Linked DNA regions of Homo sapiens: region 2 is linked to region 1. A link is a loop called in an ENCODE intact Hi-C map of the cell type or tissue named here. Cell type or tissue: mammary epithelial cell. All regions are shown on one strand. Links, peaks and the distances in the headings refer to the core of each region. The heading gives the core; the rest is flanking DNA.

Region 1 (10,193 bases), core at 1,164-9,163:
CAGCCCTTTGAGGGAAATAAAAAGTTAGAGATGACAAACTATTAACCTGTTAAACATACTCCAATCCCCCATAAAGCTGTTCTTCTAAGAGTTCATTGGTGGGTTTAAGGAAATGATTGCACTGGCTTCTCAACTTGTCATGATTACCTTGGAACAGTCTTTACTGGTCTCTCTTCTTCCTCTTCTTGCCTTTTGCCTAGAATTGACTCACTCTCCATCTTTCTATCACACTAACTGTTTGATGAATCATCAACAGTAGGGCAGTTTAGTCTTAATTTGCTCAGAGTGCTGCCTGATGACTCAGACTCACAGTTAATAAATGCAGCATCTTTAGTTTTGTGATTATATGTTTTCTGGTGACATACATGCTGGGCTCTGTTAATCTCGAAAGGGGAAGGCTATCTTCATTTTGGCATGCTTTGATCTGGCAGCTCCTCCAGTTAATGCTGAACTTTAGCTCACTGTTGAACATTAACTCTCTGTGAGTGTGTTGGCAAGAGATCTGCAGGGTTAAATCTCGGTATAATTCCTAAATAGGAAACAAGTATAATGTGGTACTGGAGATACATACACAAATACACACACATGGTGTTTGTGTACATATTTATCAGATACCATATATATATATAGCTGATATATATGTATATGTATAATATATATACACATATATCTCACCATGTGTGTGTATGCACACACACCATACATATATGTATATTCATGTCACAATTAAAGTCCATTCTAAATTACAGTAAAGCATTCGAATGGTTGGATTGTGTGTGCTTCTTACTGGTCTTCATCTGGAACCTTGGACATTATATTGGTTATATGACAGTCTCTCCAGTGGAGGAGTTGTTGAAGGCTAAACCCCATATTATTCCCTTTATATCCCTAACCTCTAGCCTGGTGCCAGGCACGTGGGAGACCAGTCAGTAAATAGTTGCTGAGTGATGGATGAACCATCTAGGGATCAATAACTGTGCTGGTTTACCAGTGAGCCCTTATTTATTGAAATATGAATGATGTTGATAATAGCAGCTATCATTTATTGTATGCTTACCATCAAATAGGCACTTTAAATACATTTCATTGTATAATTCAATAACCTTATAGGGCAAGGGGCATCACTATTCCCATTTTACAGCTGAGTTTCTTATAAAGTAACTTGGTCAGTGTCATTCAGCTGGTGAAGGTGGAGCTGAGGGTGGAGCTGAGGATTGGACCCTTGGGCCTCTGGCATGGAAGCTCGTGCTAAACACATGAGCATTTAATTCTCTTCAGGTAAGGACACTGACCTGTAGAAAGGGATAGGAAGCAGCAAGCCATGGCTTCTGCATGGCTCCTGTAACATGATCAGTATATGCAGATTACAAATGTTGGCTACCCCAGTGCCTGGTGCTCCTCCCTTCATTCAGTGTGCCCCTCCCTTCTGTGTTTTTTTTTCTTTCTCTTCTTCCCTGCAGAAATAAAGCCACAGACATCTGAATGTGTTCCCACTTCTCCCATTGTCCACCCTAAAGCCTGGCTCTTGGGACTGTGTGACGTTATACACCACTCTTTTTGTTTTTGGAACAAACTCTGTTACTCTGCCGTTTGCTGGTGTTATGGCAAACTAATCTCAAAGCACTGATCATAAGCAAGTACTATAAGAAAAAAAAAATCCTGTTTCCTTCCTCAAGGTGTAGGACCAAGGGTCTGGTTTGAAAAGTATTTTTATTTTTTAGATTTTGCTAAAAATCAGTGTCCTGCTGTCTTACTGAAATATGAATGTCACGGTGTGTGTGTTAACAAGTATTTGATGGCAATAATTGCTTTTGACAGATTATAGCTTGCTGATGGTTATTTAAAGGCAGTCTTTCCTTAGGCTACTTCTGTCTACCACTGCTTTGGGTAAAATGATTTGTTCTCTCATAAGGCCTGTCGTGACAGAATTTTCACTTTTTAAAAGTGGTCGTCTTATTTGTAAAACTGAAAAGATCTTTTCTTTCAGTGGTTTATAGACAAATAACAAAGCAATGGATGAGTACTGTAAAAGTTTGGGGACGACTTCACTTATTTTTGTGTGTTCCAGGGCTGGATGTGACTCATGCACATTTGGGGACCAGCTCCACAATGGGTTTCACACCATAATTTTTTGTTTGTGGAACACTGTATGAGTTTCAGTATGTTGTGTGTATGTGTGTGTGTGTGTACATTTGCTGCAGTTCGCGTTCCCATGCTCTGTGTCTTAACAGCTGTGTCCTGGGATGTTCTTGCAATCCAGGTTCTTGAGGATGTGTTGTTGCTTGCTGAGTGGAGCTCTGCTAGTTGCTCTTGCATTGGGCAAAATCGGAATATTAAAAAATCCCCAAGAGCTAAGCATGGAGTAGGAAGCATAGTTCCTGAGGGTCGTCCCTATCAAACACCACACCCTGGTTCTCTAAGACAGGACAGAGCTGGAAGTGTGTGGTCCCCAAGGCTCAGTACTTACTGGTTTAGCTGACATCCCACAGGCAAGGCTGCAGCCCTAGCATCAGCAGCTGTATAAGCTCCAGAGTGGGTGTCCCGGCAAGAGAGCCAGACAGGTGATTTGTTAAATTATTACCTGTGTGTAGCTTCTTGCCCCTGGTGCCAGGCAGCATGGAGCTCGGCAGGATTAAAAGGAGGTTGATTACACAGCCAGCAAAGGTAGGAGGTGAGACTGCCAGCTGCTACTGTGCTTAACTCTTGAGACACCCACAGAAAATGGTCCCTGCAGCTGTGTCTCTGTGGGACTTAAGAACATATAGGGAATGAGAGATCCAAACACAATGCATTGACAATGATAGGATTTCCTAGGAAGCCTTATTAATGGGCAGGGCACCAAGAGTGCCACGGAAGGGGCTAGGCTTTCAGCAAAATGTGCAGGAACTATGTTTCAGGAGTGGGGGAGAATCTGGCAAATGTTAAATATATATTGAGGATCATCTGTCCTCTGCTACTACAGGCAGAGAAGGGAGAAAATGGGCTCTTAACTCTTATTGGGGCAACCAATGAAAATGGATCAGCAACTCTTTTCATTCATTATAATTATTCAGTGTCTCCTATATGTAAGAACAAGAGGACCCCTCCCCTCTCCTTCAAGCTTGGAAAGTGGGCTGGGATAAGTAGTAGAGGCAGCTGTGGAGCATACTGTTCTCTTGCTGTGCGATCTTGGGCATAATAACAGTGCCTCCTTTACAGGATAGTTGTAAGGATTTAAACCAGGTTATGTATTGAAAGTGCTTACAACAGTACCTAGCACACAGTACATGCTCTATGTTAGTAACAGTAACTTGTTATTGCTACTACTGCCATCCTTATTGAGTAAGCAGGGGTCCTTGTGGAGGAAGAGGGTAGTTGGGAGCCCACTCAGGAGGTGGCCATGAGGGACAGAGGCCCCCTTCCATCCACTGTTGGAGGGGCTGGAGTTCTTGGTGCCCTTCCTGCTCGAGGTGCACATGGGGCTGAGGTTATGGAGATGAGAAGGAGGAGCCTGAAGGCTGGTCTCCTTCCCGTTGTCCAGCCCAGCAGGGGACCTATGTCAGCAGCCTCTCCTTGGGGACTGCCTGAGTGTCGTCACCCTGAGCAGCACAGGCTCCTTGATTTAATTTGTTTCCTGCCCACAAGCCACCTGAAGTTCAAAGGGTTATTATTTTTCTATTGTAATTCCTTAGCGGGACGATACATTCCTTCTGGGACCTGCAGGACTTTTTTTGGAAAGCTAAATTGGCAACACTGACTCAAGGAAAAGGCAAGTAGTTAAGAGCCGATATTCCGAAGCAAGGTATTCTAAAAAGGCTTTTCTGTCCAGTAGAGACTCCAGATCAGAGAGCAGGAAACTTTTCCTGAGCCAGAAAGTATCATTTATAGGTGTCCTTGGCGGAATCCCTCAGAACACAGTTCTCGAATCTGCCTGTAACAATGTTGCCTTTCCCGTGCTGTGTGCTGGCTTGGGAATTGTGGAATTCTGCACATGATGCATCTGGGTATTTAGTTTCTGGTGGCCGAGGAGAGATGATGAGGAAGCAAAGATAGAAGACCTAGATTTTCTTATCGATTTGCTGGTTAACCCAGGGAAAATTACTCTGTGCTTCATTGATAGAATTAGAACATCTTTCTGTCTCACGAGAGTGTTAATGACCAGTCAGACAGTGTTGAATCTGGGAATTATTTTTCAAGGAGGGGGATATGATATGTGATCAAATTGTCTTTTATATATTTAACAGACTAATGAACTGATGCTTCGTCTGTCCATTATTATCAGGGAACGGAGGCTGCTTCCTAGGTCAGATTTCCAGATAACTGGAGATTGTCCATACACTTGTCATGGTAGAGTAAGACTCACATCCGGGGTGGAGGAGGCGCTGTACACAGTTAACTCATTTAACCCCTACCACAATCCCATCATGTTAGGAATTGTCATACTACCCATTTTGCAGAGCAGGAAATTGAAGTTTAAAGAGGGGTAAATAAGTTTAAAGAGGGGTAAATAAGTTGCCCGGTTCATTCAATTATTGGATAGCCATTTATTGAATTTCAACTACGTGCTAGCACGAGGATTATTATCACCACGGTGAGTGGACCAGGCTTGGGTTGTCCGTAGGGGAGTTAGGATTCTTCCCAGGGATGTCTGGCAGGTGACTTGTCGCCACACCATGTTCTCTCTCACAGGATTTTAGTGGTGGGAGGTACAGGGCCTTCTTGAGACCCATGAGGTGGGGTGATTCCCTGTGTCCCTGGCCCCATCACCAGGTGCGATCTAGTTTTCAGCCTTAAAGCCCAGGTCAGTCTGCTGTCCTCTGTGCCTATCTCCACCAAGCCCTCCCACCTGCTACTATTTCAAATGCCAAGACTTGAAAACTTTTAAATACTTGATAAAAACCTGGCCTCCAAGTTAGGCATTTCCCTGCTTTTAAAAACAGAGGAAGCTTGAGCAAAAGCCAACATTTTTCTGGGTGACTCAGACCTGTCATTATGTGCTTCATTGATATAATTTTGAGTCTGTACTTTCAGGTTTTCATTTTCTTTCTTTGTGTCACTTGTCACCTCACCTGTGGCCACTGAGATTGTCACTAAGTGCCTCTCATTTCCTTTGGGTTGGCTGTTTTTCATCTCCTGTGAATGGGGAAACTGAGCTTCTGTTTTTTTTTTTAAATCCTATTTTTTTTCTACCCTATTTTTTTTCTAATGAAAAGCCGGAAGTTGCTTGGTGAGACCTGAGGAATGAGTCAGTGACTGTTAAAGCCACCTCTGGTGTTGGCTGGCCTCCATGGTTGGTTGTGGCATGGCCCTGTGTCCTGTGGTCATGGTCTTACTACAACTGTGGCATCTGCAGGAGGGATTGAGAGCTTGGGCGCAGGAGTCTCCTGAACGTGGGCTCAGGTCCTGGCTCCACTGCATATTAGTTTGGGAGCTGAGTCAGCTTAATGCCTCCAAGCTAAAGTTTTCTTGTCTTGGCACAGAAAGCCCTGCATAAATGATGCCCTTTATTATTAATGGTTGTAGAATTTGTGGTGCTGGTGGTGGAGGTTGAGGTTGGGGCAACATGACCAGTGAGTGTTTAGGTAACTATGTAGAGTGTAGGTTAAGAGCATGGGCTTTAGGGCCAGGATGACCTGGGGTTTAGTCCTTACTGCCTCATTCACCAGCCAGGTGACAGATAATGAAGGGATACTTACAGAGGTCAATGGCGTGGGCTATTGAGTTAATGTGGGAGTCTGTTCCTGGCTCTGCTGCTTACCCTCTGGTGACCCAAGTCTAGAAGCTGCTTTAGGTTTCTCATCTCCAAAATGAGGAAAAAAGGACCTACCTGTCAGGATTGTTGGGGGAATTAGCTTAATGCACATACCCTTAGTGTTTCAAACAGTGTCTGGCACATGTAAATGCTCAATAAACGTCAGCCGTTACTAGCTAATGATTCTCCTGGCATCCGGGAAGTGTAGATACTGCTTTTATTTTTTAAATACTGTTGTTTATGCTGTAGCCCTTTTCAGCACTTCTTCCTGGTCTTTGTTCCCTTGGCTTTTCTTGGTCTTCCAAGTATTGAAGTAGGACTAGTAGATGGTTCATTCTGGGAATAGTTACGCACGCTATTCAGAGGGAATGGATGCTTTGCTTTGTGAGTTTCCCTGGATCAAGTTTCCTCTACAGGTAGGAATTGTTTCCTTATCAGGCCCTCAACCTGGACCTCCCTGGGAGCCGCTGGCAGATTGTATGAAATAACAACAATACTCAGGGGATGAAGTATCTGTTAAAAATTACGAGTGTTGTCCTCTTTGACATCTCCACCCTTTCTTATGGAAAAGATTTTGAGTGCACTGTAGCTGAAAGATTATTCCTGCACTCTGTACGATTCCACTTTTACCCGTGCAGTTTCCCTTCTTTTCTTGGTAGGTTTACAGCATATGCACCACAAAATGAGTCATTATGACTTAAGTTTTTTTTATTTCTTTTAAGCCCAACATGTAGGTGGTAAACTAGGATCTTTCCTGGTCAATTCTAAAATGGTTGGGAAAATGAAATTTAAAAGAAAAACATGGAGAAGGAAATTAACAAGCATACATTATTCTTTTCCCCCTAAGGTTTTTGCCTTCACATGGGGTTGCTTTCATTTTCCTGACAATTAGTTGTAACTAAAATACTGTGTGTCTTTGGAATAATTTAAGAAGAAAGGTTTTGCCCCCATGAGGCATCAACCATGTGCAGGGTACTGGTGATGGACGGTTGCTGTGACTGGGGTAGTCTGGTTTGGCAAGGGCTTGTCATGTAGGGGATTGTCTCTATATTTTGAGGGGTTGGCAACTCTCTCCGCATGCTCAGGGAGAGTTGCCACCTGGCCCATCTGTAGAGTGGCCCAAATCTGGTTTTTGCCTCCTCTAGCAAGACGGGTTTGGTGTGCTAGGTGATTCTGACACACACCAGGTCCCCGCCTTCCTCCAGCAGCCTGACCCTGTCCTCAGTCCAAAGCAGCTAGAAGGCCTGCGTATCTGTTTCACCTGTTAAAGTGTTTCTGTGTGCTCATGATCTTCACTACTGGTGTGTTATTGGAAGTTAGCCACTGTGTTCAAAAGAAAGGCACAGCTTGATTAAATAGGTTAGTAAGTGCTGGTTAGGCATGTGCTTCTGTTGAGTCAGGGAAAGGCTGGTGGTGATAAGGAGAGGAGGCTTTGAGATTTCTGTAACCTTTCTGTCCTCTAGATTTCTGAGGTTGACACTTGGTAAAGGGAGAGAGAATGCTGTATACCATCATATTCTCTGTGCAGGACCCAACCAGGTTGACCAAATGTCCTAGGTCACACCTGCTATCTCAGCATGATTATTAACAGTGCCCCCTTTCTCGAAACCGTCTGTTTGGATCTGGCCACCCCATGTATGTGTCACACAGGTCTCTTTGAAACTTTTGTCAATAGGAATGAACCTCATTTTCCAGTGGCCTTTTCCCCCTTAGTAGATCATGATAAGAGTGAGATCACCTTCTTTTCCACCCAAATTAGCAAGAAAGAACAGTTCTGTGAATAGTTGTTACAATTCTCACCATTAATAACTTCAAAAAGCTAGAGATCTGCAGAGCAGAGGGCACCTCACATCACCATTGTGGAGAGGGTGAGGTGCAGTGTGATATAATTGGTATTTATCTCTGTGGCCTGCTTGCCGCACTGGATTAAAACAAACCAAGAATTTCAAGGCTAATTGGCTAAAATTATATGTGTAATTAGAGAGAGTAGAAAAGCTAAAGGAAATGAACTTACCCAGTGTCACCTGGTCAAGCAGGTAATGGTGAACAAGGAGTGTGTGCCCAGGTGTGTCTGGCTGTCTCCACTGCCCCTTACTGTCCACCATATTGGCCTAATGTTTTCCACTCATGACACTGAGGATGGTGTCATTCTCAGCATGCAGGGGATGAGCTGATTCAGAGCATGGTCATTGTTCCCACTGCTGTCTTCCCACAGCTAGGAAGTGGCAGAGGTTAGGTTTAAGCTCAGGCCTTTATACCATTATTACTTTGGGGAGGGCTAAATGGTGGATGTTTTCGACCTGATGAGAATAGTAGGAAGGGGCAATTGGTGTGAGGAAATATTGGCCCAGGGTGAACCTTTTCAAGTTTATTGGTGTGAGTTAAGTCATTTCCCTAGAATGTTGGCCAAGCCTCAGGAACATAGCACGTGGGGATGTTATTCATGTTCAATAAATGTCAAGTAGCATCCACAGATTTGTGGGTTTGTAAATCCAAATGGAGTGCTATTATTCAGGTTTCTTGCATGCTCAGGATTGCTAGCATTTGTTTTTGAACAGTTCTAATAAAATAGCTCATTACTATCAAGTATGGATTAAATACCTGGCTGAGAAAAGTAAGGTGATTTATATATCTTCTAATTAGTGCAATTGAGAGTGACTATGGCAATGATTAAAAATTATTTTGTGGTGATAATAAGTTGCGGTGGAGGGTAGGAAGGGGAAGTGAAGGATTTTTCCGTTTGTGTTACATTTCCACAGGTTTGGGATGTTTCTGACAGTACGTTATGGCAGTCAGTCTGTTTTTCCATAATTGTGATGACCTCTGAGTGAAGACTTGACTTTTAAAATTAATGATCTGATCAATGCACTCTTTAATTAATATAGCTGTGCAGGTGGATAAAAAATACCGGTCTTCAAAAAATGTTACCGATAGTATCAATTTTCACTGGGGCAAAATGACCAGACTAGCATGGTTTTGTATTTTTTCTCCCAAGCAGTTCTTGTGGGAGAGACAGACAGACAGATACACACACAAAATATGTAGCCTCTGGGAGTCAAGTTCATCTCTTTGCCATTGTAAATACTTTGGCCATTGTGATTAGTCACTCAGCCAGACTGCGCCGTATCCCCCTCTCTCAGTTTGTATCATTTTCCTTGATATCTGATTCCACTTACATGCCTGCTCTCAAATCTCCATAGCTACGTGAAAATATGTATGAGAGGTATGTTTTTTCAGACAGGCAAATATGACCTTGCAGATGAGCTCCTTTCATTATTAAGTTTTACACAAAATGCTCTGAATACAAATTATAATAGCACCTACCCTGTAGGAGTGTTTGTGGGGACTAAAGATGATAATCCATGTGAAATTCCGATCACAATGCCTGGCATGCACATAGGTCCTCAGCCTGTTAGTGTCTGTTTCTTTCTTGCTTTCTGTGGTTCCCTGATTTGCTGTCTCCACCCTGTTGAGTTGGTTCTCTCAGGGATTCCACTGATCACGATGGAGCCAGATCCCAATACTCTGTGCTCAGTCATTTGATATCTCTCTGCCTCGTTCAGGTGCTGAACACTCTGTCCATCCTGGAAACAGTTCTTCTCTGGGTTTTGTGGCACTGTGTTATTCTGATTTTCTCCCACCCCCTGGCCTTTCCTCATCTCCTTTCCTTTGCTCTTTGGTCTCCTTTTTTCTCCTTGTTGTCCACAGAAGACAATCTCTGAGTTTCTGTGCTCAGTTCATTTAGGTTTTATCAGCCGTCTGATTTACGTCTGTGGATGAAATTCAGATGTTCACCCCTGGCTTGATTTCTAGGGTTCCATACATCCATTTCCAACTGCATGCCTAATTACCTCTGCCTTGATGTTGTTTCATGTCAGCTCAGATCCAACATGTCTCAAACGCAAGCCACCCTCCCCTCCCTTCTCCAAAGTATCTCTTCCTCCTCCAAACCCTCCTCCTCCTCCTCCCTCTCCCAACCTGCAGCCCCCACCCTCTGCCACCCATCCCTGGGTCTTTGGATGGTGAAGCCCTTCTCTTACCACCTCCTCCCTTTACCTTAACACTTTGCTGCTTTTTCTATCTCCCATTATCCAGTGGGTAGCAATTTCTCATGGATTCAACCTTGATGATTCCTTCTTGCATTTGCTTTTTCCTTTCTCTCTCTGCTCCTTGCAACATAGCTACCTACATAGCCGCTTGACTGACTCTTGCAATGGCTTCTCACCTCCTGTGTGTCTCTGTTTGCATCAGATTTACTGCCGCCCCATTACTCCTCCTAAAGCACAGGTTTGGCCATATCATATCCACCCCCAAATCTTCCCTTGGCTCCCTGTTGTCTATTATGAAGACATACCAAAACTGTACACATGTCCTTTGGTATACCCTGTCAGTGGACACAAGGGATGCTGTTGTTCAGATGGTCACAGATAATAGTCTATTTTTGATGTCAACTTAGTGGTCC
Region 2 (10,193 bases), core at 1,333-9,332, 110 kb before region 1:
CACATATATATGTATACATATATGTGTATACATATATGTGTATACATATATACACATATATATGTGTGTGTGTGTATATATATATATACACATAAATATATACATATATATATACACACACACACACATATATATACTTCCTCATCAAAAGAAGGCCTAACAAGAACTTTTGTAAATCATCTTTCCTGGCAATGGAGTATAGAGGTTAGGGGACCAACTGTATCATCATCCACAGCTTGATATGACCCCCAGCTCTGCCAGTTGCTAGCTGGGTGACTTTGGGCAAGTTACTTAAGTTCTCTGCACCTTCTTACCCTGCCTCTAACATGACGATCGCCCCAGCACCTACCTCATAGGCCTATTAGGATAAATAAATAATGCATGTCAAGAGCTGAGCACAGGGCATGGCTCACAGGAAGCATTTCATAAGGGTTAACTCGTGACTACTTTTTATTGGCATAATACTTAAAGGTTGACCTTAGTAATTAAGTCTATCTTGATTTTCATACCTGTAAAATTTGAGTGAACAAATGTGGTAAGACTAAAGGGTTTACTGCAAATTTTCTAGAGAATAATTGGTTCCCTAAGTGATCAGAAACATTTGCTAAGGATAACATGAGGAACGACAGGGAGAAACATCACATAGGGCTAATGAAAAGGCAGAATCTCTGAATGGAGATGAATACTCCTAGATATTGTGAGATAAACCAAAAAGCGGGAGAGTGTGATTGAACTTGTGCATCAGTGATTAGCGTTGGATAGGATTAGCATGCATAAACACAGACTTTTTGGAAAACAGCCCCTTGAAAAGCTATCAGAACTAAAATATGATAATAGTCAACACAGTCTGGCCACCAGATGAGGTATTCTGCTGTTTGATAAATTTTATAAAACTGCAGACCTTATTTTAAACTATGTGGAACTATTCCAAGGACTGATTGCAGAGTACATGAATAGGTATGTGAGTCTGATAAAATAGCTGAAATAAGGACAGGATTGGAAGGACATTGAAGTAAAATTGGCACGTGTTGTTCCACATCTAAAGGCTGGAAGCCATTTGGGCAGAGGCAGAATCTGGGCTCAGAGTCTAGCCCTGCAGGACCCAGTGTGGCAGCTGCGTGTCTCTGGAGCACTGGAGAGGGGGCTACTGCAAATTAAGATCTGCTGTAAAGGTAAGATACACACTAATTACAAAAACAAGAATGTAAAATATATCAGAGATTTAAAAAATATTGATTATATACTAAAAAGCGTCAGCACAGTAACTCACACGTACTAAGCACTCAGGATATGTAGTCTATTTTTTCTGTTGTTGTTTAAACCCAAAGAGCTGAGAGTTTATTATATGTCAGTGTCCTAGGTAAGACAATACTTGAAGATACCCTCACAGTCTGCCAAATGGAAGAGGAAAACATTCCCGCTTTTTAGAGAGGTGGTTCTCAAATGGGAGAATTTTGCCTCCCAGGGCCATCTGGTGATGTCTGAGACACATTTAACTATCGAAACCTGGGGGAAGTGGCTGCTACTGGCATCAAGTAGGTGGAGGCCAGGGATACTGCTAAAATCCTACAGTGTACAGGACAAACTACCCCCACAACAAAGAATTGCCACGTCAAAATGTCAATCGGACCCAGGTTGAGACATCCTGAATTAGTGGCTCTTGATCACTTACAGATGTGACTGATTAATAATCAAGCTCAGCGAGTGTGTGGTAGAAGGAGGATTACAAATGTTATCCAAAGAGGCATCTCCTGGCCAGCAGCCTTGGCGTCACCCAGAATTTACTAGAAGAGCAAATTCTCAGGCCTACCCCAATCCTACTGAGTCAGATCTCTGGGGGTGAAGCCCCTATATCTACATTTTCACAAGCCTTCCAGGTGATTCTAATACAAGCCAAACTTCTGAGAAGCGCCGCTCCACTGCCCCTGTGTCCTAGTTACCAACTCCTGCTCATTCCGGGCTGAGCAGTAGGTGGCAGTGAATCGCAGAACGGTATTTGGACGGCTGCTAAATGCTGAGAAGGGGCTGGCTTGCACCAGATTGGTTGGTGATGGAGCTGGTGACAATTGCTCCAGTGTTCTTACACTAGCCCACAGTTCATGATGCCAGCTTTCTCATCTCAGGAAAGTTCAGGGAACAAATCCAAACATGGTTCAAAGTCATTCTAAGGTCTCTTCTTAGTCACATGGTGTTTCCAAGGCTTTGAAATTGTTTACTTCTAACTCATGTTTTCAAAGTTGTATCCTTCAACAGAGAATTCTGTGAGTATCTGGGTTTGGACTATTCTCCTAAGACACCTTCCCACCCTATAAAATCCCAAAGTCATGAGTACAAATCATTTCTGCCATCCTTGGACACCTTTTGGGCAAAGTATTTGACCCATCTCATGCTGAATGGACCCTTGGCCCCTCCTCTGCAATGGACCAGATCCGGTGAATGGTGAACATCCTGTTTCCCTGGATCTTTTGTCAGGCAGATAAAATTCAATGTTTGGCAAACTTTGTTAAGGCTGAGAGTGAGGTCACTGCAGTTCAGGTTATTTTCTATCTGGGCCACAAGAGGACACCCTCCACTCAGCCATGAGCATCTATAGTCTCCATAAAGCTCCGAAGTGGGTTGAGTGATGTGCTGGATTATGAAGAGGGGACAGTCACCTGCTAGAGAGGGAGGGGATGTCACTTTCCTTCTGTAGAGTGGTGGGATGAAGTGGCTTTGGATCAGACCTCAGCCCTGAACTCTAGAGCTGGGTTGCTCGAAGTGTGGCTCCCCGACCAACCGTATCCCCGTCAACTGGGAAGTTGTTAGAAAAGCACATTCTGGGGTCCTAGCCCAGACCTGCTGAATCCGAAGCTCTGGGGGTGGAGCCCAGCAATCTCTGGTTTAACAAGACCCCTCCCCTCCCAGGTGATTTCCATGTGAGCTCTCGCTCGAGAACTGCTATTCTCTCCTCCAGAGCATCTTCCTGGTTATTCTCTGGGACGCAAAACCATGGTGGTATCTGATCTCATCACACTTCTGCCAGGAGGTGAAATCGAAGAGGCTACATTCTTGATGCTCAGTGTCTTCTTCAGGTCATTTGCCTGAGGACACCTGGGGATACTGAGGTCAGTCATTCTGCATGAACGTGTGCAGTCCCTGGGCTCAGCCCTGGGCCGAAGGCTCTGAGGGATGTAAGGGTCACTAAATAATAATTTGTCAGCCCTCACAGAGCTTCCAGTCCTCCATGAAATGCAGGGTTGCCGCCTGAAAACAGACCAAAGGGGGCACACGACATGGTTCTGACAGCATGGGTAAATACAAGGAAGCTGGGAGCCGTGCAATGCTGCACACGTCCCCTCCCCGGCTTCATCTCCCATTCCCTCCCACCCAGCTGCTGTTGCAGGGCCCCCTGCCTTCTTTTTCACTCTCAACAGCACACCCTCAGTTTGCCCTTGTTTTCATTTCCTTTTCCCCTTACCTCCCATACCTCTTTTCCAATCTCTCCCCCTCCCGTTCTGGTTTTGTTGTAAATCACAAAATTTCAGGAACAGGCCCAGCAAGGACAGAAGCCCCAAGGGGCAGGGGAAAAGGAGAGAAACTGCATAGATAAGAACAGGCTTCTTCTCAGAGTAAAGACTAAGAAGACACAGCCGTACTGTAATAGTAGTTACCCTTGTCCGAAGGGCAGTGCAAGCCTGGAAAAGGGAGACCACCCGTGGGCTAGGGAGTGGGGAAGAAGCTCATTAGGGTGTCTGGACACGAGCTAAACCTTCACAGGGCACGGGGACTTGGGAAAGCAGAGGGGACGGAGAGGCCATGCCAGCCCCATAGCAGGGAGGAGCTGGGGTGGGAGGGGGGCCGGGGGCAGCCTGGTGGGGAGGGAGGATGGATGGGGAGTCATAGGAAGTGAGGCAAGATGGGCTCCCAGATGGAGGAGGGAGCAGTTAAAGTCTGAGTTTTATGATAGATGTACCAAAGAGGTGTGATAGGTTCTGAGCAGAGGAAAACTGTGTATATTGTTATTGTGAAGACATCTTCTCTTCCTGAGGTCACAAACTCAAATGCCTATAGCATGAAGCAGGCCAGGTAAGAAGCTGGAGGGCCTGGAGGGGTCGCGTGAGCTGGAGAGCACGTGTCCACCCTGAAGTGGGCAGTGATACACAAATCCCGACAATTATTACCGGGGGCAAGTAGAAGCTGAGTTGCGAAGTCATCCAGTTTTTCGACAGAAATTGGATGTCTGGATTTCTTTCTCATAATGTAAAATTTCTTCATTTTTAAATAGGCAGCTCATTGAAAATTTAAAAAAATCTGTACACCTTTGGGTGGTAACTTCTGACCTGCATTTTAAAAAATTGGACCTGAGGGTTTGTACCATACTCTTAATCAAAAATATTATGACCATTGTTTCTTCTTAGTTTCCTCCCTCACCCCTTTCTAGTAAATCCATTTATTATGAACAAAAAATATGATAACATCCAAACATGAACAACGTACTGTTTTCAACACTGCACACGAATTATCTCATCCTCATACAACCCTGTAAGATTATCTACTCCCACTCTATAGATGAGAGAACTGAGGTACAGAGAGGGAAAACAACTTGCTCCAAATCTCACTAGTTTTAAGTGGGGGAGCCAAGACCGAAGCCCAGGTGGTCAGACTACAGGGTCGTGAGTTCAGCCTGTGTGTTATATCCTTCCCTATATTCTTTGGTGACCATATTTCAGTTGTGTTTTTCCCTCTTCCAAGTATGAGTGACATTTGTGAGGTTGTATTTTCCTTCTTGTGTTAAAATATTAGGTTCACTGTCTTTATTGCCCGTGCCCTGGTGCCTGAGGCCTGTGAGTCAGCTGTGCTCAGTCTAGCAAGCATCCATGGAGGACCCGCCGTGCGCCATGCATCGTGCTGGTGCCAGCTGTCCCATTTCATGAAACTCCATTTTAATAAAAGATACTGACAGATAGAAACCAAAAATTTCAACCTAATATGGGATGTTATGTTGAGACAAAGGCATCTTTGGTATGCACTGCGATCATATAATGGAGTCATAAATGTGGAGGAGGGGTGGGTCAGGGAAGACTTCCTGGGAGAAACGTCCTGGGGGCTAAGTCTCAAAGAACTCTGAGGAACACCAGGTTCAAGAGGCCAGGCATTAGAAGTCAGAGGGGTGCAGGGAAGGTCAGCAGAGTGGCGATAAGGCAGGAGGAAGGAGCCTGGGATGGTAGGGTTGAGCCTACCTGAGACAGCTGATGGATAGGAGGAAGGGACCAGTCAGAGGGGCTGGGGAATCATGACCTGACATTGTGTGTGTTGATTCAGTGTCTACACGCTCAGTGTCAGGCCATGGGGAAGACCCCACAGAGAGGGTAAGGCTTGTTGTTGAAGTGGATGGATGAGAGGCTCTACCCCTCATTATTTGTGGGGCCTTAGGCAGGCTGCTTTGCCTCTGGGAAGCTGAGTTTCCTCACCTGTGAAATGAACTCAAACTTATTCAGCTTAGTGAGTACTGAATAAGAAGATGCTGGTGCCAAGTCTAGCACAATGCCTGACCCCAGCAATCATTCAGACAATGTTTGCGATTACTATCATTTCTGACACTTAGTAAATGTTTACTGAAGGAGTGAAAGGGAGCAATGGCTTAGGTGACCCCAGCGGCACCCAATGCAGTTGGGAGATCAGATCATCAGCTAAGCTTAAGCCTGGCCCATGATTTCCACTTGTCTTACGAGGACTGGGAAATAAGGGTTACATTAGTTTGAGGGAGACTTCAGCTTTAATATAAATTCCAAGTGACGCCATCCAGTCCACCGGAGAAGCAGCCTGCCTCAACAGGCAAGTCTGACCACAGAGACTGCAGCTGAATCAGCCGTAACTCGGAGCTGAGGCTGATAATTTTCTGAGGCTTGTCTGCACGCCTGTGAATCTTGCGTTCCTGTAGGTTACATCATTCTGTCCAGGTGCAGACAGTCCTGCTGATGGAACACTCCCCGGCAGCTGCAGCAACCTGGCACCTGGCATGGAGGAGTCCATCTGGTGGTGATATGCAGCCACTCAGGACTCATGCCAGCCACGCCGGCTCCTGGATGACAGGCAGATATGGCTGCGGCTGCCTTGCTTACTCCCAAATAGCACAGAGCAGGACAGTCTTCCAGCCAGGTGGGTAGTTCCAGGAGGCCACATTCACCTTGGAGATTCCTACCATACTCAGGAAAAGAAAGAAAAGCTGCGTACAGTTCTTACAATCATGCTTGTCATTTCTGTAGTCCTTTTTGTTTAAGGATCTCAGCTGCTGGGGCACGTGCAAGTTTTCCTTCAGTTTCTGTGCCAGCAATAATGTGCCTTGATTTTCGGGCAGTTATAAGTGGCCAGAGAGAAAGGGGACCTTAAAAGTGTAAGCCTGGCTTATTTTTTCTGGAATGAGCTTTCTGCAGCAGTGGGTCCCAAACTCAGCACTGTGCTGGGCTTTTCTGGAGGAATATGACACACACAGGGCTGCCAATTCTGATTCAGTAGGTGTGTGGCCAGCCCCAAACACCTGCATTATTAACCAGCTCACGGGGTGGTCCCCTGACCGGCTGCCTCCAATCCCCTGAGGTACTTGTTAAAAATGCAGGTCCCTTGGCCATACCCCAGACCCACTATATAGACAGCTCTATCTAGGGTGTGGATGGATGGAGTTTCACTCTTGTCACCCAGGCTGGAGTGCAATGGCATGTTCTCGGCTCACCACAACCTCTGCCTCCCGGGTTCAAGCGATTCTCCTGCCTCAGCCTCCAGAGTAGCTGGGATTTCAGGCGCCTGCCACCATGCCTGGCTAATTTTTTTGTATTTTTAGTAGAAACGGGGTTTCACCACATTGGCCAGGCTGGTCTTGAACTCCTGACCTCATGATCCACCCGCCTCGGCCTCCCAAAATGTTGAGATTACAGGCGTGAGCCACCGCACCTGGCCAATGGCTTCCTTTTTAACAGGTGCATTTTGCCACAGGTCCCTCAGCGGCTCTTGAACACAGTCAAGTTTTAGAGCTGCTGCCGTATGTGATTCTGATGCACCGTATTTGACTACTACTCCAGAACAATTATGCTTGAATTTCTGTCTTGCAGACCCTAGATTTTTTTTCCCTGACTCAACTAGACTGTCCTCAGCAGCTGAGAGAAGTGTTGTTGGCCAACATAACACAAAAGAGGCAAAGAAAGTAGAAAAGTGATGTAATCTGAAGCCATGTGGAGTCTGAGGCCAAGAAATTGGATGGAAAAACACCAGGGATCCTCACCTTGACTATGACCCAGCTTTGAGAGTTGAAACGGAGTGTCTGAAGACACTGCGCAGTTCTTTGGCGAACGGGCTAGTTGGAGTTAGCAACCTTCTGCTTGGAGAAGCTTCTGCCACTGCTTGTAGGTTTGCTTGGCTTTTGTACTTTTTTTTTTTTTTGAGACAGTCTTGCTCTGTCACACAGGCTGGAGTGCAGTGGTGCCATCTCAGCTCACTGCAACCTCTGCCTCCCAGGTTCAAGCAATCCTCCAGCCTCAGCCTCCCAAGTAGCTATGACTACAGGTATGCACCACTATGCCCAGCTAATTTTTGTACTTTTAGTAGAGACAGGGTTTTGCCATGCTGGCCAGTCTGGTCTCGAACTCCTGGCCTCAAGTGATCCGCCTGCCTTGGCCTCCCAAAGTGCTGGGATTACAGGCGTGAGCCACTGTGCCTGGCTGGCGTTTGTACTCTTCTGGGCAGTCTTGGGGCAGGGACTGTGTGAGCAGAGAGTTTGGAAACTTGGATCCCAAAGGTCAGAGGCAGGGTCTGACCTCCAAGGGAGAGGAGAAGCACAGTCTGTGGATCTGGGAAGTGTTTCAGGACAGGCTTTGCTGCCAGTCCCCAGGAGCCTTCCTCCCCTGCGGGGAGCCAGTACAGAGGCATTCTCCAGGAACCCAGCTGGCCAGACAATGCCACTCTGTTCCTGAGTTTGCTGGCACCTAGGCGGTTAACCCAGAAGCCGCCTCTGTGCCCTTTAGGGCAGGCAAGTTTTAAAGCTCTCCTTTCAACTTTGGGCCAACAACATCTCACAGGGTAAGAAGATGCACTTTCCTCCCCCAAGGCGCTGTTTTTCAGTATTCTTTGACCATGAGGTCCTCAAGAGTGTATCTTTTCTTCTTTTCTTCCTCTGCAGCTGATGATCCCTGGGAGAATTTTTTTCTTTTCTTTTCTTTTTTTTTTTTAGAGATAGGGTCTTTCTCTGTCACCCAGACTGGAGTGCAGTGGCTCAGGCATAGCTTACTGTAGCCTTGAATTCCTGGGTTCAAGCAATCCTCCCACCTCAGTCCCCTAAGCAGCTAGGATTACAAGCAAAAGCCACCATACTCGGCCCCTGGGAGAATTTCTACATCTTCAGAAGAATTCTCCCAGGAACTCTTGAGATGAGAATAACCCATGTCCACTCAGCACTGTGAGCCAGGAACATGCAAAGTGTCTTTCTCCTACTCCATGGTGGCCAGAGATCAAACAGCCATTCCTGAAGGCCAGACACTGGAGACATTTAAAAAAAACCTGTTTTAAAATTTATTTTATTATATTCCATAACATGTCAAAATTTAAGACAGCTTTAGGCCGGAGGGCTCACGCCTGTGATCCCAGCACTTTGGGAGGCTGAGATGGGTGGATTGCTTGAGCCTAGGAGTTCGAGACCAGCCTGGACAACATGGCAAAACCTCGCCTCTACAAAAAGCAAAAAAATTAGCTAGGCGTGGTGGCACGTGCCTGTAGACCCAGCTACCTGAGAAGCTGAGGTGGGGTGGAAGGCTCGCTTGAGTCCAGGAGGTCAAGGCTGTAGTGAGCTGTGGTCATGCCACTGCACTCCAGCCTTGGTGACAGAGTGAGACCCTGTCTCCAAAGACAGCTTTAAAATTGCATACAGTATATCTCAAGAAGAGGAATAACAACAAAGAGAAATAAAGGAAGGGGAACCAATGAAACTAGGTAGAGGTTGATGCATGAACTCCTGGCACACTTACTAAAGACAGTACACCGATTTGTGTTTTTTTTGTTTGTTTGTTTGTTTGTTTGTTTGTTTTGAGACAGAGTCTCGCTCTGTCATCCAGGCTAGAGTGCAGTGGCGTGATCTTAGCTCACTGTAACTTCTGCCTCCTGGGTTCAAGCGATTCTCCTGCCTTAGCCTCCTATGTAGCTGGGACTACAGGAACATGGCACCACGCCCAGCTAGTTTTTGTATTTTTAGTAGAGACAGGGTTTCGCCATGTTATCCAGGCTGGCCTCAAACTCTTGACCTCAGGTGATCTGCGTGCCTCAGCCTCCCAAAGTGCTAGGATTACAGGTGTGAGCCACCACACCCAGCTGGTTCTAAGCTTTTTAGCAAGGAAGAAGTGGTCAGGCTTAAAGATAACCCAAATGACGTCAATTCCTTTACCCTTTCCTTTATTATTTTTTAAATCTATCATTTTTTGAGCTTCTACTATGTGCCAGGCACTGTCCGAGGCATGGAGGATACAGCCGCAGTCAAAATGAAGCCCCTGTCTCTGTGTAGCTGACTCTCCAAGTGGGAGAGGGAAACAACATGCAAGTAAGCAATGCCATACATGATAATCATATGTCAGGCGGTGCTAAATGCTAAATGAAAATGACCACAGCATGCCTAAGGATGGAAAGTAACTGGGAAGAGGTGTGGCCATTTTAGACTGGGGCACTATGGAAGCCCCCCAGGGACGGGCATTCGGGCAGCAACCTAAAGATGGAGGCGGGGAGCTGCACCGATGTGTGGGAGAAGAGTGTCAGGCAGAGGACAGTGTGTGCAAAAGCCACAGAGCGTGACAGTCATGGGTGTCTGTGGAACTCCCAAAAGACAGCGTGGCCCAAGCACAGTAAAAGGGGAGACCCGGAAGGGGTAGGAAGTTCACAGCACCCTGGGGATTTGTGCAACATGGCGGCCCTGGGGAGGAGATGAGGTCAGGAGGAGAAGGCAACTCCCCAGGCCATGGCCTTAGGGCAGGGAGGCAATATGATTTCAAGAGACCACTCTGGCCACTGTGTAGAAAACAGGGAGTCAGCAGGGGCGGGGCATTAGTTTGCTGGGGCTGCCATAATAAAATGCCACAGGCTGAGTGGCTTCAACAACAAAGTTATTTTCTTACAGTTGTGGAGGCCAGACGTTCAAGTAAGATCAAGAGGTTGGCAGGTTACTTTATGCTGAAGTCTCTTTC

Evidence for each region. Peaks named below come from ENCODE experiments on the same cell type or tissue, not always from the same donor. Only the 100,000 strongest peaks of a DNase experiment are listed, where the experiment ranks them.
Region 2: a loop joins it to region 1, with 4 times the contacts of the local background. A loop is called at or near these places in 3 of 110 quality-filtered maps.

Annotation. Positions count from the first base shown.
Region 1 is chr5:142,821,966-142,832,158 of GRCh38, forward strand. The region is part of intron 1 of ARHGAP26 (Rho GTPase activating protein 26); the gene reads left to right. Among named protein-coding and RNA genes, the nearest start is that of ARHGAP26-AS1, 42 kb to the right of the region's middle. In mammary epithelial cell, for the core only: no CTCF peak of the experiment used is centred there; DNase peaks (open chromatin) are centred at 4,976 and 5,366; H3K27ac peaks cover 505 bases.
Region 2 is chr5:142,715,163-142,725,355 of GRCh38, forward strand. No RefSeq gene overlaps it. Among named protein-coding and RNA genes, the nearest start is that of LINC01844, 25 kb to the right of the region's middle. In mammary epithelial cell, for the core only: CTCF peaks have their summits at 1,972 (motif pointing right), 2,564 (motif pointing right) and 6,013; DNase peaks (open chromatin) are centred at 2,029, 2,549 and 5,899; H3K4me3 peaks cover 181 bases; H3K27ac peaks cover 1,907 bases.